Linked DNA regions of Mus musculus: regions 2, 3, 4, 5, 6 and 7 are each linked to region 1. Evidence: chromatin loops called from intact Hi-C (ENCODE). Cell type or tissue: left cerebral cortex. All regions are shown on one strand. Links, peaks and the distances in the headings refer to the core of each region. The heading gives the core; the rest is flanking DNA. Region 1 holds the start of Cox15 (cytochrome c oxidase assembly protein 15). Region 2 holds the start of Cwf19l1 (CWF19-like 1, cell cycle control (S. pombe)). Region 3 holds the start of Bloc1s2 (biogenesis of lysosomal organelles complex-1, subunit 2). Region 4 holds the start of Entpd7 (ectonucleoside triphosphate diphosphohydrolase 7). Region 5 holds the start of Dnmbp (dynamin binding protein). Region 6 holds the start of Slc25a28 (solute carrier family 25, member 28). Region 7 holds the start of Chuk (conserved helix-loop-helix ubiquitous kinase).

Region 1 (4,508 bases), core at 337-4,336:
ATCTTAACACTGGAGAGGTAAAAATATATAGAAACAACGCCCAGCAACAGTTAAGACTGAAACTGGTCCTGATAATGAAACTCCTACTAATAAAAAGCCAACCTGTTCTAAGGCAGAGCAGGCTACCAGTTTCCCCATCTGTAATGGAGCGAGCTAGAGTAGATGAGGCCCAACGCTCCCTTTTTGGCTGATAACCTGATTCACCAAGAGTAAATGACTCACCTGGTCACTCCTCCCAGAATAACTGCTCCAGCCACTGTCCCACTGCACACCAGAAGCCATCGGCCCACCGCCCGCTCGGCTGCCCTCGAAGGAAGGGACACTGTCCCTTTTCCGGATTGCAGAGCCACTTCAGTGATGGTGCTGTACTGTCCTGGCCTCAGAGGACGCTGGCTGCCACAGCTGCTGCCACACTAAGGAGCAAGACAGAAAATCGTAACTGAAGAATCTGCTACCAACACTTATCCTCAATTTAACTGGAGTAAAGCCCCTGTAAGGCTGCATTTCACAGCTACCGCTCTGGTTAATCACCGACTCTCATCTGCACTACTGAGCCCTTTCTTACTGGGTTCTCAGTCTCTAAATGTGCTATTCCCTCCCACACACTTCCATTTATACTACCCACTGGAGATCGGGGCTGGCATCGTTATGCCCCAGACTTTCCTGGATCTTACAACAGGTTACTGTCACAGCACAAAGTACCTTCCCTACCACAAGCCTTAACACACAGTCATGTATCAGGTGATCTGTCCCTATGCCCCACTAAGCTGGGAGCTCTTCCTCTTGCTCCCTTTGTAGTACTGGGTCCTTACACAGCAAGACCTAATACATATTTGGTACTCGAACTAACAATTGAATGAACTGACTCCTCAAGGGCAGGCACTATGTGGGCATATTTTTTTTTCCAGGAACATAACAAACTCTAGAATTCTCTGGTTTCTCTTCACACCATAAAGATCTTTCACCTTTTACTACTGATTATCAGAGAAGAGAATACATGTCTTCTTTTGAGTCTAACACTAAGAGCAAAAATATGTTGGCCGGGCGGTAGTAGCGCACACCTTTAGTCCCAGCACTCGGGAGGCAGAGGCAGGTGGATTTCTAAGTTCAAGGCCAGCCTGGTCTACAAAGTGAGTTCCAGGACAGCCAGGGCTACACAGAGAAACCCTGTCTCGAAAAACCAAAAAAAAAAAAAAAAAAAAAAAAGTATGTTCAGTTTCCTACTTCTAAGTAACTGGGTATCTTAGACAAGCAACTTAAAGTAAGTCTCAATTTCCTTCACTGTGGAATGGGGCTACATAGGAGTTCCTGACTGCCTGGTGGCTTTTAGCAAAAACCAAATGTGCAAATAAATGCATAAATAAATAAAATAAAAAGAAAAGAAAAATTACTGAGCCTTTATCACGTGCTAAGGGTTTGATGTATATTTAAAATTTTAATCCTTACAAACACCTTGTGTAACAGGTCGTTCTCCCATTCTACAGAAAAGGAAATTGAAACTTAAAAGCTAAGTAAATTGGTCAGTCATACACAGCAGTGGGTAATATTTCCGGATCCGCATTCAGGGAGGTGTCGGGACACAAGGAAATATGTCCTGAAATGAGAAGGCGAGCCGGACTTGCAGGGCGGTCCGTTTACTTTATCCTGGCCTTTTTTATCCCAGCCCGGCTTCCGTGATCCGAGCCAGCAGGAGTGGGTACCTGTGTTCTGGACGCCACCCTAGGGACCAGGAGCCCGACATTGCGGCTCCCCGTCAAGGCCCTCAGGGACGGAAGGAGCAACCGTTGCATGCTGACAGTACAGCGCCACTGCCGGAGCGCCCCAGCGAGCTGCGGTCCGCTTCTCCGCTCCCGAAAGAACAAGCACTTCCGGGTCAGGCGTCGTGCGCGCCCCCTCGCGCTAGGTTGGCCACTGCGCGTGCACGCACGACTCCCTGGGAGGCTGCCGGGCACGGGCGTCGGGGACGCGCCTCCTCCGTCGCTCGCGCGGCCGCGGGGACTCAGTGGAAACCGAAGGCGAGCGAGGGAGGAACGCGGGAAGCATGAAGAAAGGGGCTTCTTGCGAGCGGAAACAGGCGTGGATATCGTCGGGGAAGGCGGGTGCGGAAGGTGGCGGGGCAGGGGGGCGGTCGGCCGGTGGACCCCGGGGTGGGTCCCGGCTTGCCAGGCTTTCCCGCGGTCGAGTTTCTCAGTGCTCCGGAGTCCCGGGCAGTCACGCAGTCCCTCAGCTGCTCCTGGATCCCCGCCAGTCTCGCAAGTGCCCTCAGCGTCCCGCCGCCCCTAGGGCCACAAGAGGGCACCATACCACCTCCCTGTCTCTGTGGTAGATAATAAAAGTGTGGTGACAGCTCTACAACCTAGAGCTGCCACCGAGGGTGGCGAGTGGGATCCGTTCCCACAGCCATTGCGTAACAGATGACTGGTTGCTTCCTGCGGGAGATATGCCTATTAATATGTCAAGACAAATAACTTTTATGAAGGATAAATATCCCTAAACAAAACAGCAAAAGGGGCAATGCTCTGTATTTTGCAAATCTCTTTTAATATCTCACTTGATGGAAGGTAGTTGGATTCTCATACCTGTCTCAGCGTGTTTAAGTGTTCTAAAGCTGCAGTCCGCTCCCAAGAGGCAAATACAGACACAGACTCCCCAAAGCCATCTGGAGTCTCTAACTTTGAGCACTACTGCTTCAAATGTCTTTTTTGATCCCTACTTTTTGCTTTTTGCTCAGGCTCCTGTTGCAACAGTTTGTAGACATTCCCATACTTTTGTATGGAGCTCCTGATACTCCTTCAGCATCTTCAGCCCCACTGGTGGGGCTGTTACCAGATTTGTGGAGTTACTGTATTGTTGTTTACGACCATTGGTTAATGTTTGAATCCTAATCTATGGGACTGATAGTCTTTTATTAAATCAATGACTATTGCAACTTATTAGGAGGTGACAGATTTTTGTTTGTTTCTCCAAGTAATCTTTCATCATAAAAGCAATATCAGGTAGAAGAAGTCAAGCAATATAGAAAGGTAAAAATAATTCCAAATTCATTGCCCAGGAGTAACCACTATTAGAATGTGGTGACTGTTCTCGCAGAGATCAATACATGAAGCATGAATTAAACACTTTAAAAGTGTGTTGGTAATTATTGTGTGGGGGTGGGTACATGTGCCATAGTAAGTGTGTGGAGGTCTGAGGACAGCTTTGTCGAGTTAATTCTCTCCTTCCAACTTTAAATACATTCAGGGAATGAGCTCAGGTTGTCAGACTTGCACAGTAAGTAGCTTTACCCATTGAGCCATTTTCTAGGCTCCAACATTTAAAACTGATAACTAAAAGTGAGTTATATGGGCTGAAGAGATGGCTCAGCGGTTAAGAGCACTGACTGCTCTTCAATTGAACCTGAGTTCAATTCCCAGCAACTACATGGTGGCTCACAACCATCAGTAATGGGATCTGATGCCCTCTTCTAGTGTGGGTCTGAAGACAGCTGCAGTGTATTCATATAAATAAAAATTAAATAAATCTTTTTTAAAAATGAGTTATACATTTAACTTGCAGGAAAACCCCAAAGCTGCTAACACCACACTTTTTATTATCAACATATGAATCTGTAATTCAGATTTTACTGTATATTTGACTTGTTAGCATGGTAGGACCGACCTTTGCTTTCTGAGAGGTGACTATAAAGAATCCTTATAATGACCTTATTAAGGAACTTCACGTCAACTATAACGACCAGATGTTTATCTCATAAATAAGAGGTGAAACTAGGGGTTTAGTGAGAAATATATAAACTCAAGTTATTGGAGTTCAAAAGAAGTAGATAAAAGTTTCTACTTTGGGAGGAAAAAAAAAAAACGTGGAAATGTGACTTGGTATGGTCCTTGGAAAAGTTTAGCATTCGAAGATTAAACTAGAAGGGTTTTGTCAACTGAGATAGTATAATCATTGGCAAAAATGGAGACTGAAGGGAATGAGTCATAAAGAGGAAACCCTGTATCTTAATGGGTTTGAATGCTTAGTATGAGAGCCTTTATGTAAGTTATCTCAGTGTTCAGTACCCTGAGGTAGGAACTGAAGCCCACTCTTGTTTTATAGAAAATGTAAGTAACTTGTCTGGGATCACACAGGGAATAAAGTAGTGGGACCAGGGTTTGAAATCCAATTCTCGTTTTTTATAACGCCTGGCATTGAGAAACACTCTGAGAGTCTGAGCTGGGATACACGGGGATGAGGTCTCTGTGTTAGGGAGATTAGTGTCCCATTTACTGTGTAGTAAAGATGGTTTCAGTTTGGTTTCTTATGTGTGTGTCTGTATATCTATTTCATGGTCTAGAGATGTCAATTTTAATGAATGACATTTTACCACATAGATGGGCCTTAGTGCATCAATTTATTATTCTATTGCACATGTGAATTCAGGCAGCAAAATTATGAAGTATTTATGGGAGATTTGTATTAATTGCTAGTTCCTTCAAGAATGTCTGTTCATATATTTTAGGAGCAGGAAA
Region 2 (4,508 bases), core at 198-4,197, 380 kb after region 1:
GTTGTGAGGCAAGCATAGCATGTTACAGGGCAGGGAGGAGAAAATGACAAGCATGAAGGTTGATGAGGGGGACTGTCCCAAGTGGTGAAGTGACTTGCTCTAACATCTAAGTTCTGACTTGTACAATTCTGACTTACATCGTTTGTTTGTTTTCACTTTAGGGGAGGTATTGTATTGGGAGGGCGTATATGTGTCGGTGTTCATGTGAAGGTCAGAGAACCACTAAAGAGAGTTCCCTCTCTCCACCACGTGTGTCATCAGGGACTGTACTCAGGACACCAGGCATGGCAGGAAGTGCCACTACTCACTGGGCCATTTCACCAGCCCTTACTTACTTTTGTAACATCTTTTAACTCAAAATACTATAGACTCTATTGTCGTATATCTCTCTGTTCTTATTGTTCCTATCATTGAACAGTCTCAAGCAGCATAAGGATATGATTGTACATGTTTCATCAATACGTCTAATAACAGAAAAGGACGGTCTGGAGGAACAGTTAAACTACAATCAAAGTGCTAACCAAGGAAATGGCCAATGGAAACAGGGACGAGAAAAGCAGATGAGAAACTTAAAGTCTGAAGACAAGCTAAGTGGGGAAGCGGGATGGGAAATGAGGGAGAGGCAGGAACGGAGGGAAACAAATCTGAACAACTTAGAGGGAATGGCTGAGGCGGAGAAACCTACTTGATGTGGTTTGGAGGCAAGGTAGACTATATGGACCCCATAGTGCTTTCTCTGCTTCAGTTTAATGTTCCTTCCTAAAAACATTACACAGTGCCTCGTTTCCTGTAGAAAGAGTTTTCCTCCGGTTCTGGCCTGTCTTCCCAGTACTTTCTCTAAGTTTTCCTAACTAAACTCTCCCAAACTGCAGATTGATCACTCTGCCTCTGCTAGGCTCTAGGGAATTCTCTTTCCTAAGAGCCCCATTGTGCTCAACCTCAAGGCTTTTCCATCCATCAAGGCTGAGTCTCTGTAGCCTCCTGGTGGGCTGAGAAAGCCACTTTCTCAAAATCTCAGAAATCCATATACCATTTCAGAACAAATTCTGTCCTAACTATCATGCAGTATAATTTATTCTTTGAGAGCCTCTAACATCTTTTTGTTCCCTGTTGATTATCAATTCCTGACAGGTACAATCCATATTCACTCTCTGATCTGGGCCCCTTTTCAGCATTTTCTGATCCCAATGACTGAAGACAGAAATCTATGACCTTACAGTGGAGGTTTCTCACCATCAAAACATCACCAGGCCCTGTGAGTCCACCTGCTTAACAGACTATCCATTCCTGAACTTTCTCTCTGACATTGCTTTACCTAATGCTTGTTGCCTTCTACTTCGGCTCTTATTTGTTTCCCAACTTTCAAGCAGGATCACTTTCCATAACAAAAACTAGGTCACACTAAGGAGTTTTTAAACGTTTCAATGTCTTCTCTGAGTTAAATACAATAATATTTGCCAGAGTTAAATCCTCACTTTCAAAAAAAAAAAAAAATCCTCACTTTCTCATGAAAGCCTTAATTCCTTATACTAAGCCAAATATCGTTATTATATACCCTCCAGAACCATCAACCCTTTCTCTACATTTTCCGCATTCGTTAACACGTGTTATTCTAGTCTAGACTATCAGCTATCAAGGCGGGAACTGGTTTGTGCGACGCTTGTCCGCTGCTCAATACAATAGTCTTTCTAAATTAAGTCATGTCTTCGCTAACCGACCGCGCAAACAAAAGTACGCGAGGACAGGACAATGCTCATCTTGTCTGACAAAACCCATGCGTGCACCCCATGCCTGCAAGTATTTGGCTAATCAATACGTGCGACGCCGGGAGAAACGACAAGGAGATGGTGTGTCCCAGGCAGACTAGGCCTAAGGAAAAAGAAGTCCGGCTCATCAAGTTTTTAGTTCTGCCAGAGAGACTCTGAAGACACCAGGGCGAAATGAACTGGGAGGCGAGAACAGGAAGCCTCCACTCCGGCTCCCAGCAGCCCTGCGACCTCCCCTCCGTCTTCCCCTTCCGGTGTGGAGAAAGACCCCCCCACTCCTCCGCCCGCCTCTCTCCCTTTCTCCTATGTGCCTGAGTCTACCGATGCAAGGTCACTCACAGACGCAGTGGCTTCTGAGCCATCGGGAATGACAACCAGGGCTGGGACGGCCACCAAAGGCTAGAAACACGAACGCGCGCTCAAGGTTGGAACGCCGGGGCGCAGAAATATGACGTCACACCACTCAGCCAATAGAAATCACCTAGCTATGGGGCGTGTAGAGGGGTAAAAATCTCTCCGCGTTTATTTATTTATTTATTTATTTATTTATTTATTTATTTATTTATTTATATTTATTTATTTAAGGAAAGGTAACTGGAGTGAAAAGGATGGAGGAATTAAAATAGAAAAAAAATGTGTCTTATTTTGTTTGTTTTAGAAACATTTGGAATTATTGAACTGTGCGCCTGCGAGTTTGTATGGATCCCATGACTGCTAGCGCTCTTAAGATCTTTCCAACCCTGGCTGGGTTTTTTGTTTTTGTTTTAGTTTGTATTTGGGGGGAGGGGGACATGCTTGTGTGCATGCAGGTTCCTGTGGAAAGAATAGGAATCTTCTTCTATTGCTCCCAATCTTATTGAGTGAGATAGGGTATCATTTTAACCCAGAGTTCGTTGGATTAGACTAGTCTAGGAAGCCATATTGCCCAAAAGATCCCCTAATTCTGCTTCCTGAACGCTGGGATTCCCCGTGGGACCTGAAACTTACCTGTCTAGACTTACATGGGTACTAGGGATGCGAATTCCAGTCTTCATGATTTGTTATATGGGTGACTGAGACATCTCCCTAGCCCCTAAATTTTTTTTAACACATTGAAAGAATAGCTTCTATTCAGTGTATCGGCATGTCGCTACATTTTCTCTCTTGCTCACTTCTCCCCCAGTACCCAAACCCTGTCCTTCTCACTGAGTTATCTGAAAGCGAAGTGCAGACCTCAGTGTGCACCTCTCAAATACATAAAAATACCCTCCCTTAAGTTACCTTAATATTAGCACACTGAAAAAGAATTAAATTAATTCAGTAACAAGACCTAATGTACACAATGTTTAGTTCTCTGTAATTGATTGTATACATGGGGACTATTTTCATTCAGGGATTAAACAAATTTCACATTTTCATCGGGTCCTATCTCTAGTCTCTTTTTGCTTTGCTTTTGGTAAGTCGGTTTTTCTGAAGGGGCCAAGCCAACCAGCAACAGCCTGCTAAGGACCTGGAAAGGACTGTCCTGACAAGGAAAGAAACCCAAGTTACCAGAATCAAGTTGTTAAGAAAGAATCTCAAATCTCTAATTTTCTCACAATTTCTGCAGTGCTTTTGAGGGGGTTATTAAATCCTTTGCCTCATACATATTAATACCCCTGCTTTGTTGGTAACTTAAACCTTTTTCTTACTTTTTGGATGATACACTCCAGGAGTGGCTTTCAAGACTGAATCTTGAAGACAGATTTGCTAATATGAACAGCTATATGATTTCAGAGATGAGAAAACAACAGTAAAATATGAAAATGTGTCTGTGAAATTTGCCTGTATTATTGTTGCAACTTTCCTATAGGATCAAATCAATTCTAAAAATAAAAATGTATCCATAGAGATGGCTTACTACACTGTAAGTGTAGGAATAACAAGATTATATATATATATATATATATATATATATATACACATACACACATATGTGTGTATATATATATGTATATGTGTATATATGTATGTGTGTATATATATGTGTCTGTGTGTATATGTATGTGTGTGTATGTGTGTGTGTATATATATATATGTATATATATATCAGCCTCTTTTTTAAAAGATTTATTTATTTCATGTGTGTACACTGTTGCTGTCTTCAGACTCACCAGAAAAGGGTGTCGGATCCCATTACAGATGGTTGTGAGCTACCATATGGTTGCTGGGAATTCAACTCAGGACCTCTGGAAGAGCAGTCAGTGCTCTAACCGCTGAACCATCTCACCAGCCTAAGATACACATATCTTTAAGTAGGACCCTTGTATACATTTAAGAATTTTAGTTTTGGGGGCTGGAGAGATGTATCCTCCATGGTTAAGAGCACTTTGCTCTTCCAAAGGATCTGGGTTTCATTCCTAGGACCCACATGGTGGTTCAGTAATTCTAGTTCCAGGGATGCCACATCCTCTTCTGACCTCCATAGACACCAGGCACACACACAATGCACACATATACATGCAGACAAAGCATGCACATATATCATATTTAAATGAAAGGCCCGTTACAGACCGGAGAAGTAAGGATAAATGATTACAGTCTATAACAGCCAGAAGAGGCAGAAGGAGAAGAAGCAACCTCTTGGTATCCTACTTAGTCACTGTTCTAATGCTTGGAAGAGACACCATCACTGAGGCAACTCTCATAAAGAAGGCCTTGAACTTGGGGCTACTTTCAGAGGTTCAGTCCATTATCATCATGGCAGGAAGCATGGCAGCCTGT
Region 3 (4,000 bases), core at 1-4,000, 390 kb after region 1:
CCGCCGCCTTCGTTCTCCTCCTGCCACCATCCCGTCCCTTCTCCTCGCACCCGCCCACCTGAAACGCCAACTCCGTTCCCATGCTCAGGAGCTAGGCTTTCGTCTCAGTGCCCTGACTGCGGTAGACAGGTCCACCGGCTCCTGCATCCGGACCTAGCCTCCCCACCATCAGCCGCCGCATCTCCATCCACACAGGGTAGTACCTCGAGGTGGCTGCTCCTCCCGTCGCGTCGCCGGGACGCCCTCCGCAGCCGCCGCCATGCCCGACCCAAGGCTGCTTCCGGTTCTAAGGGCATCTGCGCGTGCGCCCCGCGGGTGCCCCGCCCCGCCGCTTGCTCACAGCTTCCTTGCTTTGATCGGCTTGCCCAAGTCACACCTCAAATAAGGACCTTTTATCAAAGTCCAAGCATGAAGCTGAAACTGAAGCTAAGGCTATTGCGAATTAGCCCGTTACTGAGATCACAGTACCTGGTTGGCAATGCGTTCGTCCCTGCAGCCACACTCTAGAACGGTCACTTGTGCCAGCCACGGCCTGTCTTGGGTTGTGGACCCATCATAACATGTCAGCTAAAGTTATTGGAGAGAGGTGGCCTCCTCCCCAGACACCAGCACCCTGACATGTTTTGTTCATCAAAGAATTGTTCAGGGATTCGCTTTTACAGGGTGTCTCCCACAAGATTTCGGCCTTGAATCTTCTTTTTTTTTTTTTTTGGTTTTTCGAGACAGGATTTTTCTGTGTAGCCCTGGCTGTCTTGGAACTCACTTTGTAGACCAGGCTGGCCTCAAACTCAGAAATCAGGGATTAAAGGCATGTGCCACCACCGCCCGGCTTTGGCCTTGATTCTTGATGGAATCTCCCTTACCTTTCCCATAGGCCTTGGACTAGTATCAACTCTCTGACTCACATCTCTTGAAGTGCAAGCTAGCCCCTAATGTTTAGTTGAAAGGACCTCTCTTGAAGGAAACTTCCGACGTCACTGACACATAGGTTATCTTGATTATACTTAGTTGTTGCACGCGTCTAGCGGGTTTACGGAATGCTTGGGGGAGGGGGGTGGTGAGAACAGGTGGGGGTGACAGGGATGAATAGAAGGCTCAGTGTGAGGGAATGAGAGTCACTGGAGAGGGGGAAAGAGGTGTGTAAGGGTTTTCAGGATGCAGGCTCCTGAGCATCCAAAATCTTAAGTGTAGAGTTTTTGACTAAGTTTAACTTAGTCTTGGTTATCCTCTAATCTCCTCTCTGAAGACTGATTCTCCCTAGACTGATTCTCCTTCTCTCCACTCCTTTCTATAGGATAATCAAAGTACCCGCCGTTTCAAACATTCCTATGAACCAAGGCTTCTTATTTCAAGATTGCTGGGAGAAGCAACCTCCCTGAGATTGACATGGCCCCCAGTACATTCCAGAGAGTGTACAACAATGTCTTACACTCTTATCCTTCTCTCTTCTCTCAATAGCCCCAGAAGGAAATGCAAAGACGTGGTTTTCTAAAGAATTTTATTGCTAATCACCTTGGAACCTCACATTGTCCTATGACGAAGAGAGCCAGAGACCACCACATATTAGTCCAAAAGATCAATGAATCCTGATAGCCTTTCTGGCTTGATTCCTTCAGGTTTTGTTTGATTCCAGGTTTGAAGTCCCCTCAGTTCCAGCTAGTCGCTGGAACATAAGAACCAGAAGGCAGGCTCCTCCAGAATTCACTGACTTCACCTTTGGAGGGGGTCACTCTTAACTCCTCTGTTGGAATCTCACCACACAAAAATCTTCTTTCCACTACAGCTTCCTTTTCTCTTTTACAGGGAAACCCCATGAGGAAAGAAAGGGAAGGCCTCCTACACACAACCATGCCTGCCAGTGGCAGATATCGTGATGCACACAAAGGGTAAGAGTTACTGGAACGTAGGAAGACATCCATCGCCCACTCTTTGGACTTCTACCTGTTAACTAATCGTGGTTGTCTGAGGTCTTCCGGAGAGTCATTCCCATCTGCTCCTTTTTCTTGTTTGTTGTTGATGTCAATCAACTCTGGCAGAAGTAAGTGCCCAGGAAGAGAGGGGCCTGGTAGGAAATGCTACTTCACAGAGCTGTGCAACTCCATAAAGAAACACCAAGGGACAAGTCTAAGCATGCTGCCCAGCTACACACAAAAACATCGGCTGAAAAGGCCAGATACAGGGGGAACTTCATAGCAGCCATCATGAAACATGCTGCCCTAGAAAGGATGAGGATGGAGATGGAGATGAGGCTTGTGGGGGAGGCATAGAGAGAAGAATTTGCTGTCTGTTGCTTTAGGACCCCTTTTCCATCCTCCTGTCCACCCTGAACTCCCAGGGAGCTGGAGTGACACCTAGGACGGATTATACAGGTTCTCCCAAACAGCTGGTTCCCCCTGTTGGAAGAAAAAGGAATAGCTCATTTGAAGGAGAGTTTATTTTTCTCTGCAACTTATTAACAAAGAACCTAGATTGCTATAGACTGATGTTTGGGTCTCCCCAAAGTTTTTTGCTGACATCCAAATCCCCAATGTGACAGTACTAGGAAGTGAGGCCTTTGGGGGGGTGAGATCGGGAGTGTGGAGTCCTTATAAGGGGAATTAGTGTCCCTCTTTCCTCCCACCACATGAGAACACTTAAGTTGAATAGTCCATGAAGCAAGAAGTTGACTTTCACTAGATCCTAAATCTGCTAGTCACTTGATCTTGGGCCTCCCAGTCTCCCAAACTGAAAAATATACTTCGGTAGTTTATAAGCAGTCTATTCTTTCATAGTTTCATAGTTGGTTATAACAACTCAAAGACCCTCCTAAAAGGTCAAGGTAATCTATAGGCTGACAGCAACTTCTGGACCTGTCCTCCACCCACCTCCACAGAGAAGTGACCACTGTGAGTATTACTTCCCTCGTCTTTCTAGAATGCCCCTCACTCCTAACTGTCTAGAAAATAAGATGGATTCCAGCAGTAAAGAACTCAGCGGACCCAACTGGAGGGCACTCACCATTCCTGGGGAGGGAGCCAGCTCCCCTTTCCTCTCCAGCATCTTCAGCTTTGAGCCTACAGCATCAATCTGGGACACAACTCCTTCCAGAACACACTGCAGCTGCAGAACTCTCCTTGTGAGCCTGAGTAGGATTTGAGAGAGACCAAGGAAGCTGAAATGGTGTCTGGGTGTGCACAGGAGTATTGTATTAGAGACAGTACTGTGGTGTTTGTCTAGATGGGAGGGAGGAAGGCAAGGCTCAAGCTTACAGGGAGGAGGGAGGGTCGCAGGGGACCAGAAACTCCCACTGGACCAGCAAAGGGAATTGGGAATTGTGGAGAGAGTCTCAAAAGATGCCACAGCCAGCCATCCCTAGGCCCTGGCCTCCACATACATGTCGAATTCTTCTCCAGAAACCCAGCTTTGTCCTCTGGCAGCCTCCGCGCCCAATTCGCCTGGGGGGCTGTGTCCAACAGACCGGCCTAGGTTCTCAATCTCAGCATTGAGGGTCACCTGCTCAGGAAATCGGATGTTAGCGGGAAGATGCTGAGTCTGGACAGTCACCTTCTTTTGATCCAGCCTCTACTGTGAATTACAATCCCAGTCTTAGCCTTCTGGTCTCTGTTCGTCCTCCCTATGTCTAGTGATACTGCCCTTGAATTTTCTGACCTCCACTTAATAAGGATGGAGCAGGCACAGTAGTCAATTTCGAAATTCCAAGAAAACAATTTCTCATGGAGGATCATCAAGGATTATTTTTTAAAGACTTATTTATTTTATTATATGTGAGTACACTGTAGCTGTCTTAAGACACTCCAGAAGAGGGCGTCAGATCTTGTTACAGATGGTTGCGAGCCACCATGTGGTTGCTGGGATTTGAACTCAGGACCTTCGGAAGAGCAGTCGGTGCTCTTAACCACTGAGCCATCTCACCAGCCCTCATCAAGGATTACAATCTTGCAAAAGCAATGGTTCTGAACGTTGGCTGTATGCTGGAATCATCTAGGAAATTTTAGAACGT
Region 4 (4,508 bases), core at 198-4,197, 63 kb before region 1:
CACAGCAATCTTCCCACTTCAACTTCCTAGTGAAGTGCTAGGGTTACAGACTGCACCATCAAGCCCGGTCTGATTTGGTCTTTTTGAGCTAGGGTCTCACATAGCTTACACTGACCTCAACCTTGCTAAATAGTAGAGGATGACTCGGACTTCTGATCCTCTCTCTGTCCATGTCTGCAGGGATCACAGGCAAGCACCGCCACACTCAGGCTTGAGAGTTGTTTGTTTGTTTGTTTGCTTGTTTTTGCTTTTCTGTTATTTTAAAATGTGGTGCAGGGGGCGGGTGTGGGTGTGTGTGTCGAACACAGGGTTTCATGGTCTGTGCCAGGAAAACGCTCTACCAGCTGGTCTACGTCCCGAGCCCTGCATTTGCCTGCACACCTTTTGCTCAGTGCGGTTCCAGTGTCCCAGATTAAGTGTGACACTAAAGCATCGTGGTGGTTGACCAGAGTTCTGTCATCCTTGATCTGACCTTTGTCTACTTTGTCTTCCCCTTCTGCTACTCTGATAGCTGGGTTGCCATCTTACCTTGTCCTTTTTCCTTGAACTGTACATATTCCTGTCTGTCCTGGAACTCACTATGGACGATAGGCTGACCTCGAACTAACAGAGATCCACCCACCTTTACCTCCAAGTGTAGGATTCCAAGACTCCAGCCAGCTTCTTTTTTGTTTGCTCTTTTTCTAACTCAGGCCCAGCTGCAGAGCGCTGAGTGGAGTGTGTTCCTCTGCACCTGTCACTCAACCTTCAGCCTGTCTTTGCTATGATACCTCGTCAGAGATAGACAAGCCCAGTCCCTTTCACTACCAAAGCTGCTTTACTCTTTTGAGAGCTTCGATTCTCTGCCAAATGCAGTGACAGTGACTGTCACTGGTTACAGCCAGCTTTGAATAAAATTGTCCCTATTGATCTCCTCTTGGTCTTCATCCCCGTCCAGGTATTCATTTACGTCCTGTGTTGGCGGCGTTTTATAAGGGATGGTGTGACTTAGCTTTGGGGATGTGTAAGAGCGGATACTCCTGCTCTCAAGGATAGGGAGTTAGTGGGGCAGACAGGCACATGGTTGTAAATCGAGGAGTAACTGAAACAGAAGGTGTCTATAAAAAGATGTGGGGTCGGGTAAGATTTTTGGAGGAAGACACCCTTAAGCCAAAGGTAAGACATGATCAGGAGCTGATAAAGTGAGAAGAGCAGAATGTACAAAAACCATCAGGTCCCAACACTCAAGGGTACACATGCTGGAGCTTAACCAAGAGGTGAGGAGACCCAGTAGGTGCACCGTGGACAGTAATGAAAGGGACAGGTTGTAAAAACTTTAGATTTTCTGTCATTCAAGAGACTTCTTCATGCAAAATGAGACACGGGGCTGGTGTAAGCAAGAGTTAAGGGACTGTTTCTTTTGTGTTACCATAGGGCCCAGGAGGACAACAATACAAATGTTCATGATCTGCACCCAGTAGACAACCAACGTTGAAGAAATGGACACGAGTACTTTGATGCAAACGTCACCGGCTCTAATTTTTTCTCACAGTGTTTCTATCATGAGAGATGACAGTGATCCTGGGATATCAGTTTGTGGGCAAAAGGGACGGGATGGAGGAACTGCCAATGAGGGAAGAAAGGCTATGAGCAAGGGGTGCGTAGCTGTGATGAGCATTCGGAGACCCACCCACAGGAACGGTGGAAGCTGCAGCGGTGAAGGCCACCGCAGGGAGCTGGCCTTGCAGCAGCAGTCTGTGGCCTCTCCCGTGCGGGCTGCGGGTCCCAGCCCGCCCTCCAGGCGGAGCCTGGGTGCGACGACTTTTCCATTGGTCACGGCCGGGAGTCCAGGGGCGGGCATTCGTGGCCAGGCACCTTTGGGGATTGGTGTCGTTGTGAACAGACGCTCAGTTTGTGACCGCCGCGGCTTCGCCGGTGGCTCCGGCTGCGCGCAGGGCGGGCCTCTCCGGGTCCCCTGCAGTCATTGGCTCGGTGCGGTTTCCTTGGGGACGTGGCGCCGCCGGAGGCCGGGCCTCCTTCCGGCTGTGTTGGGAGCCACTGGGAACCGCTGAGGACCAGGACCAGGCCGGGCTGTGCAGAGGGACGAGCGGGCCTCGGGATTCCCGTGAGTGGGATTGCGGGAGAGCTGCGGGACGGATAGGGACGAGGAGAGGAAGCGGGGTCCCCTGTCCCTACCACCTGGGGTGGCGTGCTCCGTGAACACTGAGCCTGTCCACAGGAAAGCCCCGCGTTCGGGATGCACGGTAGGATCCTCTGGGCCCGTGGGAGGAGAGAGAAGCGACACGGAGTGAGGGTCAGTACAGTGGGAAGGAAACGTGCAGTCGCTGCGGGGATCAGGTCCTTTGGGCACTGTCTGAAAGCCAGCCAACCCTTTCTAGGCTGCAGGCTTAGGAGATGCCTGGGACTAGGAGGCCACCCTCTCAAAGCAAAAGGAAACGGAGGTGACAGACGTCGAGACCACTGAAGGGAACCCATGGCTAGGTAAGGTTTGCACTCATTATATCTGTCAAGGAGCTGAGTGGAGGGTGGTAGCAGGGGCGCGGGGGGGGGGGCGGGGGCGCTGGGAGGCTAGGTGAGGTTTGCCCTGAGGCTGCGCCTAAACTTTGCATCCTGGTCAGGTGTATGCAAAAATGTCAAAGCTGCATTCTTTGGAAAGGCCAGTCGAATCATTTCCAGCCCATAACCTGGGGTCTTGAGAGTAGCAGTGGTTGTCTCTGAAAGGTGGTTGAGTTAAGGCCAAAGACTCAGTTTTGACTGTGTATCTGTTAAAACTAATTTTAAGAAAGGTCTCCTTGTGTCTATAATTTGCTAAAGCATTTTTAAAAAAAATCAGTTAAATAACTTGTGTAACTATCTGGTTTCTTGACAGCATGGCTAGTGGTCGGTCATGTTGCAGCCTCTCTGATTAGCCAGTGTTAGGAAGACCCCACCCCCCCACCCCTGTGCCCCCCGCCCCTGTGCCCCCCTCCCTTTGATCTTTCCACCAACAGTAGATTATTCAAGCACATCATGTCTTTCTAAACTGCATGATGGAAAGAAACACTATGAACAATACAGGTGCTTGCCTTTCATTTGCAACTTAAAAAAAAAAACCATTTAGACTTCTCTTGACCTGGGATTTTTGCCTTTCAGGGTGTTCATCTAGTTTTAAAAACAGTTTTAAAGCGGTAATTTATGGAGAGATTTTAGGACTTAACAAATGTTTGTCTCATTCCAGGATCAGTTTTTCCTACCTCTGCCCAGCCTCCTGGTACTTCACTGTGCCCACAGTGAGCCCGTTTCTCCGTCAGCGGGTGGCATTCCTGGGACTCTTCTTTATACCCTGTGTCCTTTTACTTCTTTTAATCATGGATTTACGACACTGGGCCACTTCGTTACCACGGGACAGGCAGTATGAGAGGTAAGTCAGCTTTTGATCACTTTGCTCAGATTGGTTTTGAAGTTACAACCTTACGTTTGTAGTTCAGGGGACTGACCCGGGGTCTTGCACGTGCTCAGTAAGCATCATGTCACTAAGTTATGTCCTCACCCTCTTTAAATGTTTAATGGTGGAGACAGGGTTCTCACTAAATTTCCCTGGCCTCGAACTCACTCTGTAGGCTCATCTTGAACTTGGATGCTGTCAGTGTGCGGCTCACCCTCTCGACTGGTGGGATTGTAGTCTGTGGCACCAGACTTGGCTGGTTTTCTTTTCTTTATTTTTAAATAAACTCTTTCACGCACTGCCTTTGACTCCTGAGCTCTACATTTTTATTAGTAAAATTGCATGCCATTCCTTACGTAAGGAAAGTCCTAAGTCCCATTTTGGCTGTCTACAGTTTTAGTTCAAGAATGCTGACACTGTATTTCAGCCGTGAAAGATAGCTTTCTGTTTTCTCGTCTGGGTGGACTGAGGCTTACTGGGTCATACATGTTTAGGATTGTTGTGCTCTTTTGATGAATCGACTTCTCTATCTTTGTTAAATGGGTCTCTTTATCCTTGATTCTACTCTTTGCTCTGAAATCTACTAGCCTGATATTAGTCTATATCTCAGCTGTCTTCTGAATCGTGTTAATGTGATTCTTTTCAGTACTTTTAAGTATGTCTTTAAAAAAATACTATTTTTATTTGCATGTGTGTGTCCCGTGTGCATTTATGTGCACCATGTGCCTAAAGAGGACAGCAGGTGTTGGATCCCCTGGAACTGGCATTATGGATGGTTGTGAGGTACCATGTGGTGCTGGGAACCAAACCTGGGTCCTCTGGAAGAGCAGTCAGTGCTTTTACCTATACAGTACCGTGTGTGTGTGTGTGTGTGTGTGTGTGGTGTGGGCTTTTTGTAGATAGTGAGTTCGGCCTTGCTTTTTTATCCATTCTGGCTGTGTGGGTGGGTGATCACCACATTTACGTTTTGTCTGTTAATTATGTTTAGACCCCCCTTTCTCTCTCTCTCTCTCTCTCTCTCTCTCTCTCTGTCTTATATTTGTCCATCCTCCTTCCCCTTTGCCCTTTCTTTGGAATTGAGTAC
Region 5 (4,508 bases), core at 293-4,292, 190 kb after region 1:
GGGGGATGGGGGATTTGGGATGGGGGTGGTGTGGTTATCGCTGGGATCCTGCTCTCCAGGTGAGAAGCTATCTCATAATGAACTCCCAAAAGCAAGACTGAGTTATTTAGTCTTGAAAATTAGTTTATTGAGATGCTTTCACGGCTGGGTATAATAATAATAAAAAATTACACATTCACTGACATGGAACTTTTGAGGAGTGAATGAGTCTCAAGAGTGTTTTATTAACAACAACAACAGCAGCATTGCTTGAGAGCCTCATAGGATCCTGAAATAGTAGCAAAGTCACAGGCAATATGCTAACTGATTTGTGTTTTGTCCCATAGTCGGGGAAAAAAAAAACTGGAAAAATAAGCCAAGCTTTGTAACTGCTGGTAGGCAGCAAGCCTTTGCTTGTAAACGGTTTGAATCACTTTTAAAAGTGTGCCTTCCCACCCTGCCCAACTTAAGACTAAGCAATCTGTAGCTTAAAATACGACTCTGCATTTATTTTAGCCCTGTACAGAGCAAAGTGACCCAGAAGGCTGGGAACGGTGATGAACTTGAAGCGCTGGAAGGCAGCATGCTGAAAAAACGCTTCCTTCTAAGGCACAGGGAAAGAGCTCTGCTCTGGAAACACCGAGATAAACATTCAGAACAGAGTCTGCTCGACCCTGACCCTTCGGCAGGGGTAGAGCATCCTGTGGTACAGCAAGCTCAGTGGGGCAAGGCCCCGCCCTGCCACGTGGGTGAAGGAGGAATGTGAAGAGGGTCTCACAGGCTAAGGGGATGCTCGGAGCTCGGTGCCAGAAAAGAGGGGGTGAAGAGGTTAGGAGGCCCTACTTTGTGGGTTAAAGGACAAATAGTTCATACATATTTGAACAGCATCTATAAAGATTACTATCACGCGCCAGCCCAAACCATACACAATGTGATAAAAGTTAGCTTAAAAGTTAGCACAGTTTGAGTCAAAATGTTCTTGGCTTGTTGGAAAAACTACCTGTGACAACATGCAAGTCACTCCCATGCCAGACTTAGCACTTCCCCACTACACACCAAGATCTCTGTCTAGACAAGCCATTGGGTGACATTAACACAGAAACATGAATGACACACACACACACACAACAGGTTTCACTCATTTCAACCCAATATTATGTGAGTGGGGGAGCGGGGAGCGACAGTGAAGTTGAACATCTGCTACATAATTTGTAAAATTAACTTTGTTTTCCTAGGACTTTGTTGTCACCAGGAGGGATCGGCTTCAAATACAAATGAAAGACTTTAGCGGTGGAAGGGCCTGAGAGATCACGAGATTCAGTAGTTTAGGGGGAATGAGGCCCGATGGATACACTAACTTGAACACTACACCTCGACTATGCTTTTCCTACGACTGTTTTATAAATGCAGCCCTAACTGAGAAATCAGGTCTGCTTGCTGCAAAAATCGCCTGTTGATTAGTCAGCTCTATCAGCGGCATGTAACTCGACTAAGCACAGTGGAGTCCAAACTATGCTCCTACCAGAGAATCGGTGTCATCACTAGCTTGTCACCATTATTAATTAGGAAGTTCCACAAGGTGCTCCCAAGACTATAAAAGAAACACTGTCAGACAGGTTACAGAATTTGCCAGCCATAATCCCACATGCGACCTTGCTTTTCAAGTTGGTTTTTCAACACGACCCTGTGCCCTAAAAACACCCTTCGCAGCTCTTAATACACACCACATGCTGTCCTGTCCGGTCACCCCAACACCCCTTTATTCGAGTGACAACCATCCTCCTCTGACACAAGCATGCAATCGTCCTGGGTACCTAAAAACTCCAGTAAGCCAAAACTGCATCTCCAGCTAAATATAAATAGTCCCGGGTTATTTGGGAAACCATCGCTGCCTGGCTGTCACGAAATCCCGGCCTCTCATGCCCACCAGCTGCAGCAGTGACCAGGAGCAGGACTGGGGCTCAGTTCTTCAACTCAAAGCCAAGAGGCAGGGCGGCGCAGTGACAGCGCCCCGGCTGGACACCTCGCCCCCCGGTCCGCGCCCCGGGACGGTCCCTAGGGCTGCTGCCCCCCCCCCCCTGCACCCCCTCGGCCGTGAGTGAAGACAGCGAGGGCCTCGCGTCTCGCGGAGCGCAGCTCAGCGCGACCGAGAGCTGCGCCGCAAGCCCCGCGCGCCCCGCAGGCGACCGTCCCCGCTACCCCACCACCCCGCCACCCCACGGACGCCCGGCCCCGCACCGACCTGCTCTCTGCCGCTCGGCGTTCCCTCCGCGCACAGCCACTGGTGGCCCGGCCGGGCCGCGGTCACCTCCCCTCAGCGGCGGCGGGCGGGCGGGCCGATCCGGGTGACTCCGCGCCGCCCCGCCTCCCTTAGCGCCGCTTCCGTCCGGTGGCCCCCGGCTCCGTTTCCCGCGCTCGCGCCCCCTGGCGGCCGCCTAGCCCGTCGCTCCGCCACGTCAGGGCTCGGGCTCCCAGGGCCTTTCAGGGAAACTGAGGCACGGACTGCGTGGGGGCGTTTAGCGACACACCTCGCTCAGGCTAGGATCCAGATCCCCACGCACTCGCGCTACCGCCAACCTAGAGAACTCAAATTCTCCGCTGCGCGAATTCTCTTACTCCGAGGCGGAGGCTAGCCTTGAACCTTCCATCGTCCTTCACTCCTCCAAGTGCTGGATTACAGGGGAACACCATCAGGTTACTGCCCACTCCTCATCGATTTTTTTTTCTTTTCTCCCGAGCAAAGTCTCACAGGACAATTTTGAGAATTTAAAAGCAAGGAATCACAGAATACTAGAACCAAACGTCCCGGTTTCTGAAAAGTCCCGGAAGACTTCTGACTGTTAAAGATCGCAAGTGCGTGGAGGAGCTGGTGCAAGCGCGGGGACCGACCTAGCAGATTTGAGGAATGCAGGAATCATATATCACTATGCACACACAGCAGAGATAAGGCTTTATTTTAAAATCTCATCAGCTAGATTGTTTCTTGACTCTTCAAAAATCGTAGTAAACTAGACATAGCATAAAGTGTATCGTTTGAACCATTGTCAAGTGTGCGTGCAGTCCATCAGAGTAGGTAAATTCACATTGCTACGCATCCATCATCTTGTCCGGCACCGGGACCCCAACTTCCCAAACTGAAACTGCTCTTATCGTACAGGGACTCCACTCCCAGCGATTCCTAGTCTCTCGTGTCCTTAAGAATTCGTCTACTCTGAAGACCCTCATACATGCAATCTACAATACTTGGCCTTTTGGTGCCTGCCTTATTTTGGTTAGAATAATGCCCTAAGTTTCATCTGTGCTGTTCTATGTGTCGGAATTTCCTTCCTTTTTACTGCTAAATATACTGCGTTGTGTTTAGGCGTTTGTCCTTCACTGGGCATTCGGCGGAGTTTCCCCTTTGGCTACTGTGGCTAAGGCTAGGACCCAAATCGTACACGTATCTGCTGGACCCATTGCTTCCAGTTCTTTGGAGGCTGTACCTAGGGGTGAAACTGCTGCTCACATACATTATTCTCCTCCTTTGCTGTCTGAACACTGAAGGAAGGCATTTTTGTGGTAAAACATAAATATTCCAGATTTTTGTTTTTGAAAGAAATTGATCAAATGCTTCAGCGGCCTGTCAAACAGTAAGCTTTTCTCCCCCTTTCAAGTAAAATGACAATCTACTACCTAGATAATGGTATTATTATCTTTCTTTCTTACTTACTTTCTCTTTTGAGACAGAGTCTCCTCTCTCTTATGTGGCTTTGACTGTCCTAAACCTTGCTGTGTAGACCAGGCTGGTCTCAAACCCCCAGCGATCCATTTGCCTCTGCCTCCACCTCCAGGTGCTGGGGGAAAGGTGAGCACTGCCACACCCTGGCGCTAATGCTTGTTATTATTAACTAACCACAATTCTGTTTTCTGTGTGCATACTTTTCTATTGTGGTTTGGACCCAAGGAGTCCTTATGAAAGCCAGATGAACTGGAAGCAAAGATTTCATTTTGAAACTAAAACAACATTGGAACCGCTTAGCATAACTCAGCTCTATCTATTTTTTAAATATTTATTTATTTTTTTATCTATTTACTTACTTACTTAGTTACTGGGGTACGGGGCACTTGAGGCAGGGGTCTCATGAGGAGGTCAGAGGACAACTTCTGGGAATCAGTTCTCTTCTACCATGTGGCCTCCAGGTTTGACGGCATGTGTCTTTCTCTCTGAGCCATTTCTCCACGCCTAATTGAAGCATTTTCCTTTCACGTAAGGGTCAGTTCCGGAATGGCCAGGTCACTGACTCTCAGAGGTATGCTCTTTGGTGGGTGCACTGAAGTTTGAGAGTGATTGCCTGAGGGCATCATGGAGATTCTAAATCATGAATGGTTGATTTCCATAATACCATTCTTCTGAGGCAGGCTAGCAGAGGAATGGTCTACTGCCCTGAGACTCCTGTCTAGTTTGGGGCTACACAGCACCCTCTTGTAATAATTCACAAGATGGAGAATTCTGTCTCCCAACAATACTATACATTTCCACACCTGGAACT
Region 6 (4,508 bases), core at 294-4,293, 78 kb before region 1:
GGCATCTCGACTCAAGCACAAGTCTAAGAACAGCAAGGAAAAACAATGTTTCCATTTTCCCCCAGGCTTCTTCCCAGAGACCTGACCTGTATGTGTATTAACCGTCCTGCTTGGTTGTGGATGCAGTTGGCTTTACGTCCAGCCCTGAGCGTACCCTGATAATCTCATTCTGTTTCTCCACATCTGCTTTCTAATATCATCACACTTCCCTCCAGCTGTTTTCCTTTTTGTCAAATTCAGGGGCCCAACGAAAGAGACTATCAGTTTCACCTCTGTTGTGTAAGGGGCTGATGCACTTGCTCCCTCAACATAGAATCTTAGTCCCAGCTCAATTTTTACGTTCAGGAAATAGATGGGCTACCAATCTTGCCTCGCAGAGAAACCGAAACCGTTTTTCTTAACATGCCTTATTCCCACATCCATTCCAGTCTGGAACTCTCACTTTTGACTGCACAATGATTTTTTTTTCAACCACTCCCAGGTTAAGATTTAATACGTACTTTTATCTAGCTGAGAGATCCCAGATTCCGGTTCCTGCCCCGTCACTTTAAAGGAAAGACGCAGCAAGGAGCTTGTGAAAGCGCCGACCCGAAGCACATCTCAACCCAAGCTATCGGATAGAGTTCACCGTCTGATTTCATGCCAGCTGGTTTGTTATAGACTTACCTGTGCTTCGGGATCCCCCCCCCCCAATCCCATCCCATCCCTGCTTAGTCCCAATCGGGATCAAGTCTTTGGCTGACAAGATTTTTGCTTCGCCTCACTGACCGTTAGAAGTAAGTCCTGGTTCCTGACTGAGCTCATCTACCAGCCAGGACTTTGCTTGCACGGAGTATTGGCTCAAACCGTGTGTAGAGGTAGGAGCCAGGAAGAAACCTATCAGCTCTGGGTCTCAGTTGGGATTCTGGCTCTAAACAAGGTTCAGGGTCGGGTCAGCCCCAGGTCCGGTTCGCAGCCTGGTCCAGGTCTCACCTTGACGCAGTCGATCGGGTACATCACGCAATGCTCCAGGATCCCTGCCACGGCGCCCGCCACCATGTGCGTGGTGACAGTGGCTCCAGCCGGCAGCGCTTCGTATTCCGGGCCGGACTCCGGATCCAGCCGTACAGGGGGCTGATAGGCCCCCGCCTCCCCGCCGCCGGCCCCCCGGCCCACGCCCCGCTGCAGCCACCCGTCCAGCAGCGCCGACTCCCCGGGGCTCCGCCCGGGCCCAGCAGCTGGTCCTCCCGCCACGCCGCCTGCACTCCGCCCCTCCAACTCCATCCACTTCGGCCAGCCGCGGCGCCCACACGCGCCGCCGCTGCCGCCACCACTGCCGCCGCCCCCCGGCCCCGTTGCGTCCGCCTCAGGCGCGGCCCAGAGAGCCCGGGGCCTCCGGCTCCCGCTTGGCCCCGAGGACACGCCCCCCAGACAGCCATTGGTGTAGGCCCTAACGTGTCTCCGCCCCCTTTTTACGGAGCCAAAATGTATCTGTGTTATTCGTCAGATAGCTTGTCATTAGTCCCGTAGGTCCCACCCCTTCCCCTTTGATCTTGGAAGCGTCTTGTTTATTGGCTCTTGATTGGCGGACTTGCCCGATCGACCCGCCCCTAGCGTTTCGGAGGCGGGAGAAACGTAAAGCTGAACTTTGATAGGCTCAACCGCTCTAGCTACTTTGGCGGTGGCCATTGGCCCGAACCACTTCGTTCTTCCATTGGATGTGGAGAGAAGCGCCTGGAGGACAGGGACCGGCTCCCGGCTGTACCCCGGCGCGGCGTGCGTGGCGGTCGGGACTGCCGGGGAGAGGGGGCGGTGCCAGCCAGACCTTCAAGGTCAAACCGCTGTCGGTTGCCGTTAGGACGCGTGCTCTGGCGTGCACCGGGTGTCGAGTAGCACGGTGCGACTGTTCCCGCGGGATCTCAGGCGGGGGCGGAGTCAGCCCGGACCCTGCGTCCCCTGGCACGGCCCAACCCGCCGCTAGGGGAGATCGGCTGTGAGCCTCGGGTGGCTCTGGAGTGGTGTGCCATCAGCGCAGATCCGCTCGCCTTGGGCCTCCCACCCAAAGCCGCCTAGTGAACCCTCCAGTGGGTGGACCGATGAGCTCTCATTGGGTGGACTCTGCGTTGGGAAAGGAGAAGGCGAAATGGGATGGTTCGGAGGCGACGACAGGTGTCAGGGTCTTGGAGCACCATCCCAATCGCGGCAGAGCAACTGCTGATGCCTGGGAGTGGAGCTTGTTCCGAGACATACACTTGAACTTCGTATCCCGAGCTCGCTTGCTGATAAACTCCACCGGGTCTGATGGCTGTCCGCTCTCTCTCTCCGGGACCGCTGAGCTGCTGCTTCTTGAGAACCGCTCCCCGGTTGTAAAACGATGCTAGGGACGTCTGGTCCTCAGGGCCACTACCTTGAGCAGAAGCGGGCACTGAAGCGACTCTCGAGCCTCAGCCTCTACTGAGGAGCGAGGGCCCCTTTCCGCTCGCTGGTTCTGCAGGCTACCTCAGGCTCCCTTCTCAGCAGCGTGTTTGCACACGCTTCCCCAGTTTCTAGCTCTGCCTTTACAACCTATTTTAATGAGATGATGACGCAATTGCAAACTTTTCCATCTTTTCGTAGCGCTTCCTTAGAACGGTTGGAGGCTTTTCCATTTCCTCTCTAAAGCTTAGCCCTTCGGCGGACGGGTCTTTCAACTAATCTTTGGCAGTAGTTACTAACGTTTGTGTCGTGATCTCTTGGAAAATAAAGCTCTTAAGTTCCCAACCCCATCCCCAGTCACACACAAAACTGCTTTTTATTTCGGGTTTCAGCGTGAAGGAGATTCCGTTAACCTCGGGTTAAGAATTCTTCCCCACATCATATACAGACTTCTTGCTACCCTGCACTTTTCTCTGAGAGATGAATAGATCTCAAAAAAGCCTCCACCCCCCAGTCCTGTTAAAATATCAATTTTCTTCCCTGACAAATTAATGACAATGCCTGCTATATCCCGTCTCTTCTTATCATATTTACTTTTTTATGGTCCTAAAATGATCATCTCAGTTCAATGACTTCTCATGGTGAGAAATAATACTCTACATTGTCCTACAGTGACCCACACCTTAGAACTTTCTCCCCCAGGAAAGACTCCAGATACCAGCCTTTAGATTTCTAAGTCTCTTTCACCTTGCTAGCTACTGAAGTGGAGCATCCCTGGAGGCGGAAATGTTTATTAACAGTCTTTAATACAGTGCAGAAGTTTGCCATTCCAAACTCATTTTCCTCCCAGGGGCCTTCTTTCTGTTTTGCCTAGCCTACTTGCTTGTTTTTGTGGCATTGGAGAGCTAGGGAATGTCCAGCCACTCACTGCAGTGTGGCAGGGTGGTTCTGTCTACCTAGAGACGGATGGCACAGAGAGTGGCAAGCAAGGGTCAGTGATGAAAGATAGGGAGAAGAGCCTTGTAGAAGGAGAAACGGGTTACAACCACCCTAACTACCCTCGGGGGAGACACGTTTATTACTCGGGGTTAATGTATTTGCTTCCACAGCTGACTTTTATATGGGCACTTCCCTAGAATGCATTTCTTCTCTTTCCCTTTTAAAATTCAAAAGGTTTGTTCTTGAGGGTCCTCCCGTGCTCCCCAGCTGACATTGTACCCTGCATGAAATGGGTAGAGAATAAAATGAGGCTGACTTCTGAAGCCAAACATGACAATAAGTCTGATGTCTTTACTGTCACAGAGATGACCATGAGAACTTGTGATCTCATAGGGTGGTCAACAAAAGGAGAGGGGACTTTTTTTAAGTCTGGAAACTATAGAGGAAGCCTTCTGAAGGATATGTGGGAAAGAGTTCCAAGAGAAGCTGACTCCTGTTCTCTGTGTGGAATCTGTCCTGGGCCTTCATGGAGGAGCTGGAGAGATGGCTCAGTGCTTAAGAACACTTGTTGCAGCCAAGTGGTGGTGAGGTTCACCTTTAGTCACAGCACTCCAGAGACAGAGGCAGGAGGATCTCAGAGTTCAAGGCCAGCCCAGTTTATAGAGTGAATCCCAGGACAGCCAGGGCTACCTCAGAAACATTGTCTCAAAAAACTAAAAACTAAACAAACACAAAACTTGTCACAGAGGACTGGGTTTGCTCACTAGCACCCATTCGGTGGTTCTCACTTTCCATAAACCCAGTTCCAGAGGATCCAACATCCTTTTCTGATCCCTGCACCACAAGCGTGCAGGTGGTGCACATACACTTAAAATGAGTAAGTCTAAAGAAAAACGAAAATCTTTCTCCTGGAAAAGCCATTGAAGCGAGGCAGTTCTTTCCGTGTTTCTCAAACACTCCTACCTTTACGAAAGAAAGGGTGACCTCACCCACTCTTCACTTTGCTGATTCACTCCTAAGGGATAAAATAACCTCCCAATTGTCAAGGGATCCTAGTGTTGGCAAGTTTTCCCTCCTTTACGCACAATTGTAGACTTCATGTCATTCCCGATTTAAATATGTTTCCATTAAAATGGAAATATCTAATAGGGCAAAATTTATTTTTTGGCCCTATT
Region 7 (4,508 bases), core at 317-4,316, 350 kb after region 1:
TACACCCACGGTGAGACACAGCCTCTCCCTGCTGTCTTTGGGTCAAGGATATAGAATTCACAGCTACTTCTTCAGTGCCTCGTCTGCCTGCGTGCCACCATGTCCCACCAAGTGAGAACTGACTAAACCTCTGAAACCAGCCCCAACTAAACGTTTTGCTTTATAAAAGCTGCCTTGGTCATGGTATCTCTTCACAGCAATAAAACCCTAAGACATCTTTCAGTGCCTAGGGTATCAAACTGTACTTAATGTTTATTTCTGAGACAGGGCCTTCTTATGTAACTGACACCGGCCTTGAGCACGATATGAAAGCCACCCAGTCAGGTCTCAAACTCCAAATCCTCCTGCCTCAGAACCCTTGATACTAGGATTACAAGAGGATGCCACCATGCCCACCCCCTCTCTGAAACGGAAAGCTCCTTCAGAGTAGAACATATTATTCTTGTTGATTTGGGTACCATCAGCGCCTGATATAGCAATCAACTAAATCATTTCATGTCCTGTAATTGGCTTACTGTTTTTCTAATTAAAACGTATTCCTCATATATGATGTTCCAGAACACCATTTTTATCTTACTGCTCCTTTTATAAAAGTCCAAGTAATGAGGGTTGCCATAACTTGACAGTGGAGAGCTATCAGCGGAATTACAGTACCTATCTTGTACTTCCTAACGTCTCTGTTACCATCTGACTCAACTCTCAAGCAGGCCCAGAATGTATGTATATTCTTCTAAATATTTTACAGTCAACAAATCCTATACTACAATGATTGGTGTTCAAGATCTATTCCTTACACCCTTCAGGAAAGCAAAACCCTCACTAATAATGCACTGGCTTGTATTGATATGATTTTTTTTTCCGGAGAAAAGATGCGTTTTACTGACTTTTCAAAAGACCCACAACTCAAACATGATTAACTAGGGCTGAGGCTGTAACCCAACGGTAGACCATTTGCCTAGCATGTGCAAGGTCCTGTGTTCCACCCCGAACATTAACAACAACACGTTAAAGTAAGAAAAGTGACTGTTAGTTTGAAAACCTTTTAAGGACAGGAATAACTGCTGTTGTAACGGTTACATGTTCTTCGATAAATCAAAACAAATTTCCTGAGCCTGATCTTAGCTGTCTTCTGCAGAACAAACCCCTCTATTTTCTTTCCTCCGAAGCAAGGATCGATTTCATCATCTTACCCTCACCCTGGTTTTTACCTGAAACGCTCCAATTCCAAAGTCTGTCAATGTTTCCCAAGGGTCAACTCTGGACACACCCGTAAGGTTTCTCGTCTAGTCCAGTCTCCAGTGGATCACACCGCTCGCTCCCGAGGGAGTGTGAGCAGGCACACGGAGACACACACAACACACATACACAAAACACACAACACGCATCGGCACTCGACTTTGTACAGACTCCTCATCACCACACACAGCTGCAACAGCTGCCTGTCACTCACTGCCCGGGGACCTCCGACACACCTGGACCGCGGCCACCCAGGCTCACAAGCGCAGGATGCTCCATCGCTCGCCCTCGCTCACTGCCCCAGCCCCCAGCCCCGTCCAGGGTCGCGACCACCACTCCTCCCACCTTGACTGACAGCTCGGGTCCCAGGGACGCCCAGACAGAGCCCGCGCCACGGCTCCCGCCCCCCGCCTCACCCGGTGCTGGTACAGACTGACGTTCCCGAAACCGCCGGTGCCAAGCCGTTCCCGCATCTCCCAGGGGCCGCCCGCGCCCGGCCGCAGCCCCGGGGGCCGCTCCATGGGGCGGGAGCGCCAGCCGCCTCAGGCAACGCCGCCGGTCTAAGGCCGGTTCCGGGCCGCCGAGGCTTGCGGAGTCCTCCGTCTCGCGAGACTGCGTCACTTCCGCTAGCTTCCGCATGCAGAGTCCCGCCCCGAGCTCCTGGAATCACCCTGGGATTGGTGCTGCCGGAAACTGGGCACCAGCGGCTTGCCCTGGGCAACTTCCAACCTGCGAGGACCATCGTGCGTGCGGTTCCTATTTATTTTATTTTTGTTTGTATAGATATTTTTTAATTAGTTCTTTGAAGGTTTCATACAACGTGTTTTTATTTAAAATAGATCTCTCTCCAAACTCTAAAATCCACATTGTCCCTACCTCATTCACATTTCATCTTTTTGAGAGCCCTGCCCTCTGCCCCTCGAATCCTACCACACTCGCCGGTCGGCACCGGTTAAGGCCACCATAAGTATTAAAGAAAACTGCGCTAACCGCCCTGTTGATTCATTAGCCTTGTAAATCAGAATCTCTCCATAATCCCAAACCAACCAAGGATGTGACTTATTCCAGAGTGAAAACTCTTCTTCGCGACTTCGTGAGTCTCCCTACCGACCTTACTGTTTATCAGCCTTGTTCTCTCCGACTTGAGTTGGAATTGTTTCTGAGGTGCACCACAGGGCTATAAAGACAAGCCTGGAGGAGCTCTCGGTCCAGAGAGGCATACTTCTGAGTGGTGGGCTGCACAGGGAAAGCCAACCCACCTAGCCATTTGAGTGGGTTATCCACTTCATGGACTCTAGGTGTCCTGTTCTGAGACAGGATCTCAATACAGTCCAGCCTGGACTAGAACGTATTTCTCCGTCTTTCCAAGACTGGGATTACAAGCTTGTACCGGGCTGAAGCTAGCGATGCTAATAACTCAAAAGTGTAAGAGTCAGCATAAAATCAAATTCTCAACGTCAGCATGCAATTCGATGTTGTGGGTCACTAATAGTGAGTGGTATTCGATAAACTGGTTTCTATTATTTTCATATCTTTCATGGAATTGGAATATTAAACTTGAAGGTAATAGAAATGAGGCTCTGAGAGAGCATCTTTAGAGCAGAGGAGACGGTCATGTAACAGGATGAAACCTCATTTGCTGTGTATGGTAGAGCCAGGAGTGACAGGTGGGATGCAGTTTCATAATTTGTACTCGAGGGATGCTGAAAACTCCAGCCAAGATAATTCTGTCTAAATTACTCAAACTGGTTTCTACAGTGAGTTTGCTTTTTAAATATTCTATAATTAAAATGCAACTCAAGGTTTATTGCTATAGCCCTGTTTGACTTGGAACTCATTATGTAGACCAGGCTGGCCTTAAAACTCACTGGTCTGCCTGCAGAATGCTAAGATTAAAGACCTGGCCTTTTAATTTTTTTAACTGTAAAATGGTTCCTGTCAGGCTCCACAATCTTCAGGTTTCCAAGACTGTTTTAGTTTTTTTGTTGTTCAGAAACAAAATGGAGGTCAGGAGATTTTTATGAGAACAAAGTGAAACTGTTCGTGGTCTATACAGGAACAATGACCAATTCCTGTCTTCTGGCTTCCAGCTTGCAGCGTCCTCCTGTGCTCACACTGCTGTTTCTCCCTGTGCTGCTCCTTAAATCATAGTCATATTTAAGGTGGAACTGACTGTGTTTGCATAGAATCTCTTGTGCAGTGTATGGCAGAGTCACCTGTCAATAAAAACCCTATGGCCAATGAGCTGAGGCAGGACTAGGAGGTGGGACATCCAGCAGAGAGGGAAAAGGGTGCTGGGGTCAGGGGGAGCAGGGGAGGTATGAATGAAAGAATTCTGGGAAATAGTCAGGGGGGAAAGATTGGCCCTGAAGCTGAAGGAGAGGGAGCCAGCCACTTGGCAGGCCTTAGGATAAACTGGTGATTAAGTTATGAGCCAGCTGGGGAACCAGCCAAAGCTTTTGGCCTCAGAATTTATTCATGAAATATTAAGAAGTCTCAGAGGCCCTACTTTGGGGAACAAAGAGGCCAGGTGGAAAAGCTCTAGGTTATAGCATTTGCCCTTTTTATTTTGTAAGTTCACTCTGGTCCATACCCTGGCTGTTCCCGAAGCCCAATCACCAACCTAGATCTGCATGAGTTTGAGAATTATCTACCTGCACTCTGGACACAGCTGTGAGATAACTCAGGTGTCTTACACACATGAAACATTGAAAATGCACTCAAAGCCCTAGCCCCAATCCTGTTCTGCATGAGTCTTAGAAGAAGCGTCTAATGGCATTCTGGACACGTGTACTGGGTAACTCCGGTATTTTAAACATCTAACACAACACATTCAAATTAAACTCAACTCATGCCCTTAATCTGCCACTTCCTTTTGAAATTAGACTCTAAACTCTGTACCAAGGGCAGCACACTGGGGCACTCACAAGCTATACTCCTGGATCTCAGAGTATGTCCTAGCACAGCAGAGTTAACTATCTAAAAGACAGAATGGACTCTTTCATGTGAGGAAGATGCTGTAGGAAAGCAGTAGCAAAGGCGGGGCTTGGTGCCCTTCCCCTGACCGAAAGGAGCCGGGGATAGAACTCTGATCTCTACCGCACACACAATCTCATTTCAGTGGCCATAAGCAACATAAGACATCTGTCAGCCTTAGAAAAGTGTTCCCTTTTCTATTATTTACAAGATTTGGGGGGGCATTACTTTTACATTTTTGGGGGGTTGAGGGCAAGGATGGAGAGGTGAGATGGGTCTCACGTCATAGCCCAGAC

The links. Peaks named below come from ENCODE experiments on the same cell type or tissue, not always from the same donor. Only the 100,000 strongest peaks of a DNase experiment are listed, where the experiment ranks them.
Region 2: it touches region 1 in a loop (2.3-fold over the local background); 2 of 42 quality-filtered maps call a loop at or near these places.
Region 3: a loop joins it to region 1, with 2.1 times the contacts of the local background. A loop is called at or near these places in 2 of 42 quality-filtered maps.
Region 4: a loop joins it to region 1, with 2.3 times the contacts of the local background. A loop is called at or near these places in 16 of 42 quality-filtered maps.
Region 5: a loop joins it to region 1, with 2.1 times the contacts of the local background. A loop is called at or near these places in 7 of 42 quality-filtered maps.
Region 6: a loop joins it to region 1, with 4 times the contacts of the local background. A loop is called at or near these places in 15 of 42 quality-filtered maps.
Region 7: a loop joins it to region 1, with 6 times the contacts of the local background. A loop is called at or near these places in 2 of 42 quality-filtered maps.

The regions. Positions count from the first base shown.
Region 1 is chr19:43,751,122-43,755,629 of GRCm38, forward strand. It overlaps Cox15 (cytochrome c oxidase assembly protein 15), which reads right to left and starts at 1,879. Exons shown (of 9, transcript NM_144874.4): 1 at 1,701-1,879; 2 at 223-413. The coding sequence starts at 1,790. It overlaps Cutc (cutC copper transporter), which reads left to right and starts at 1,902. Exons shown (of 9, transcript NM_001113562.1): 1 at 1,902-2,099; 2 at 4,499-4,508. The coding sequence starts at 2,042. In left cerebral cortex, for the core only: a CTCF peak has its summit at 2,290 (motif pointing right); DNase peaks (open chromatin) are centred at 585, 1,903 and 2,270; H3K4me3 peaks cover 1,604 bases; H3K27ac peaks cover 1,570 bases.
Region 2 is chr19:44,133,661-44,138,168 of GRCm38, forward strand. Cwf19l1 (CWF19-like 1, cell cycle control (S. pombe)) reads right to left here and starts at 2,216. Exons shown (of 14, transcript NM_001081077.1): 1 at 2,106-2,216. The coding sequence starts at 2,128. In left cerebral cortex, for the core only: no CTCF peak of the experiment used is centred there; DNase peaks (open chromatin) are centred at 2,186 and 2,668; H3K4me3 peaks cover 1,845 bases; H3K27ac peaks cover 692 bases.
Region 3 is chr19:44,146,156-44,150,155 of GRCm38, forward strand. It overlaps Bloc1s2 (biogenesis of lysosomal organelles complex-1, subunit 2), which reads right to left and starts at 291. Exons shown (of 5, transcript NM_028607.1): 1 at 204-291. The coding sequence starts at 261. Pkd2l1 (polycystic kidney disease 2-like 1) reads right to left here. Exons shown (of 15, transcript NM_181422.3): 13 at 3,374-3,492; 14 at 2,998-3,121; 15 at 1,482-2,393. The coding sequence ends at 2,352. In left cerebral cortex, for the core only: a CTCF peak has its summit at 2,400 (motif pointing left); a DNase peak (open chromatin) is centred at 289; H3K4me3 peaks cover 685 bases; H3K27ac peaks cover 674 bases.
Region 4 is chr19:43,687,801-43,692,308 of GRCm38, forward strand. Entpd7 (ectonucleoside triphosphate diphosphohydrolase 7) reads left to right here and starts at 1,889. Exons shown (of 13, transcript NM_053103.5): 1 at 1,889-2,104; 2 at 2,379-2,481; 3 at 3,218-3,400. The coding sequence starts at 2,474. In left cerebral cortex, for the core only: a CTCF peak has its summit at 1,777; a DNase peak (open chromatin) is centred at 1,876; H3K4me3 peaks cover 1,698 bases; H3K27ac peaks cover 892 bases.
Region 5 is chr19:43,937,896-43,942,403 of GRCm38, forward strand. It overlaps Dnmbp (dynamin binding protein), which reads right to left and starts at 2,303. Exons shown (of 16, transcript NM_028029.4): 1 at 2,222-2,303. In left cerebral cortex, for the core only: a CTCF peak has its summit at 2,436 (motif pointing left); DNase peaks (open chromatin) are centred at 488, 1,831 and 2,387; H3K4me3 peaks cover 1,631 bases; H3K27ac peaks cover 450 bases.
Region 6 is chr19:43,673,504-43,678,011 of GRCm38, forward strand. It overlaps Slc25a28 (solute carrier family 25, member 28), which reads right to left and starts at 1,378. Exons shown (of 4, transcript NM_145156.1): 1 at 973-1,378. The coding sequence starts at 1,263. BC037704 (cDNA sequence BC037704) reads left to right here and starts at 1,675. Exons shown (of 1, transcript NR_045645.1): 1 at 1,675-3,667. In left cerebral cortex, for the core only: a CTCF peak has its summit at 1,959; DNase peaks (open chromatin) are centred at 1,060, 1,544 and 2,470; H3K4me3 peaks cover 2,671 bases; H3K27ac peaks cover 2,319 bases.
Region 7 is chr19:44,105,636-44,110,143 of GRCm38, forward strand. It overlaps Chuk (conserved helix-loop-helix ubiquitous kinase), which reads right to left and starts at 1,842. Exons shown (of 21, transcript NM_007700.2): 1 at 1,653-1,842. The coding sequence starts at 1,757. Cwf19l1 (CWF19-like 1, cell cycle control (S. pombe)) reads right to left here. Exons shown (of 14, transcript NM_001081077.1): 14 at 3,002-4,508. In left cerebral cortex, for the core only: no CTCF peak of the experiment used is centred there; a DNase peak (open chromatin) is centred at 1,872; H3K4me3 peaks cover 2,050 bases; H3K27ac peaks cover 1,472 bases.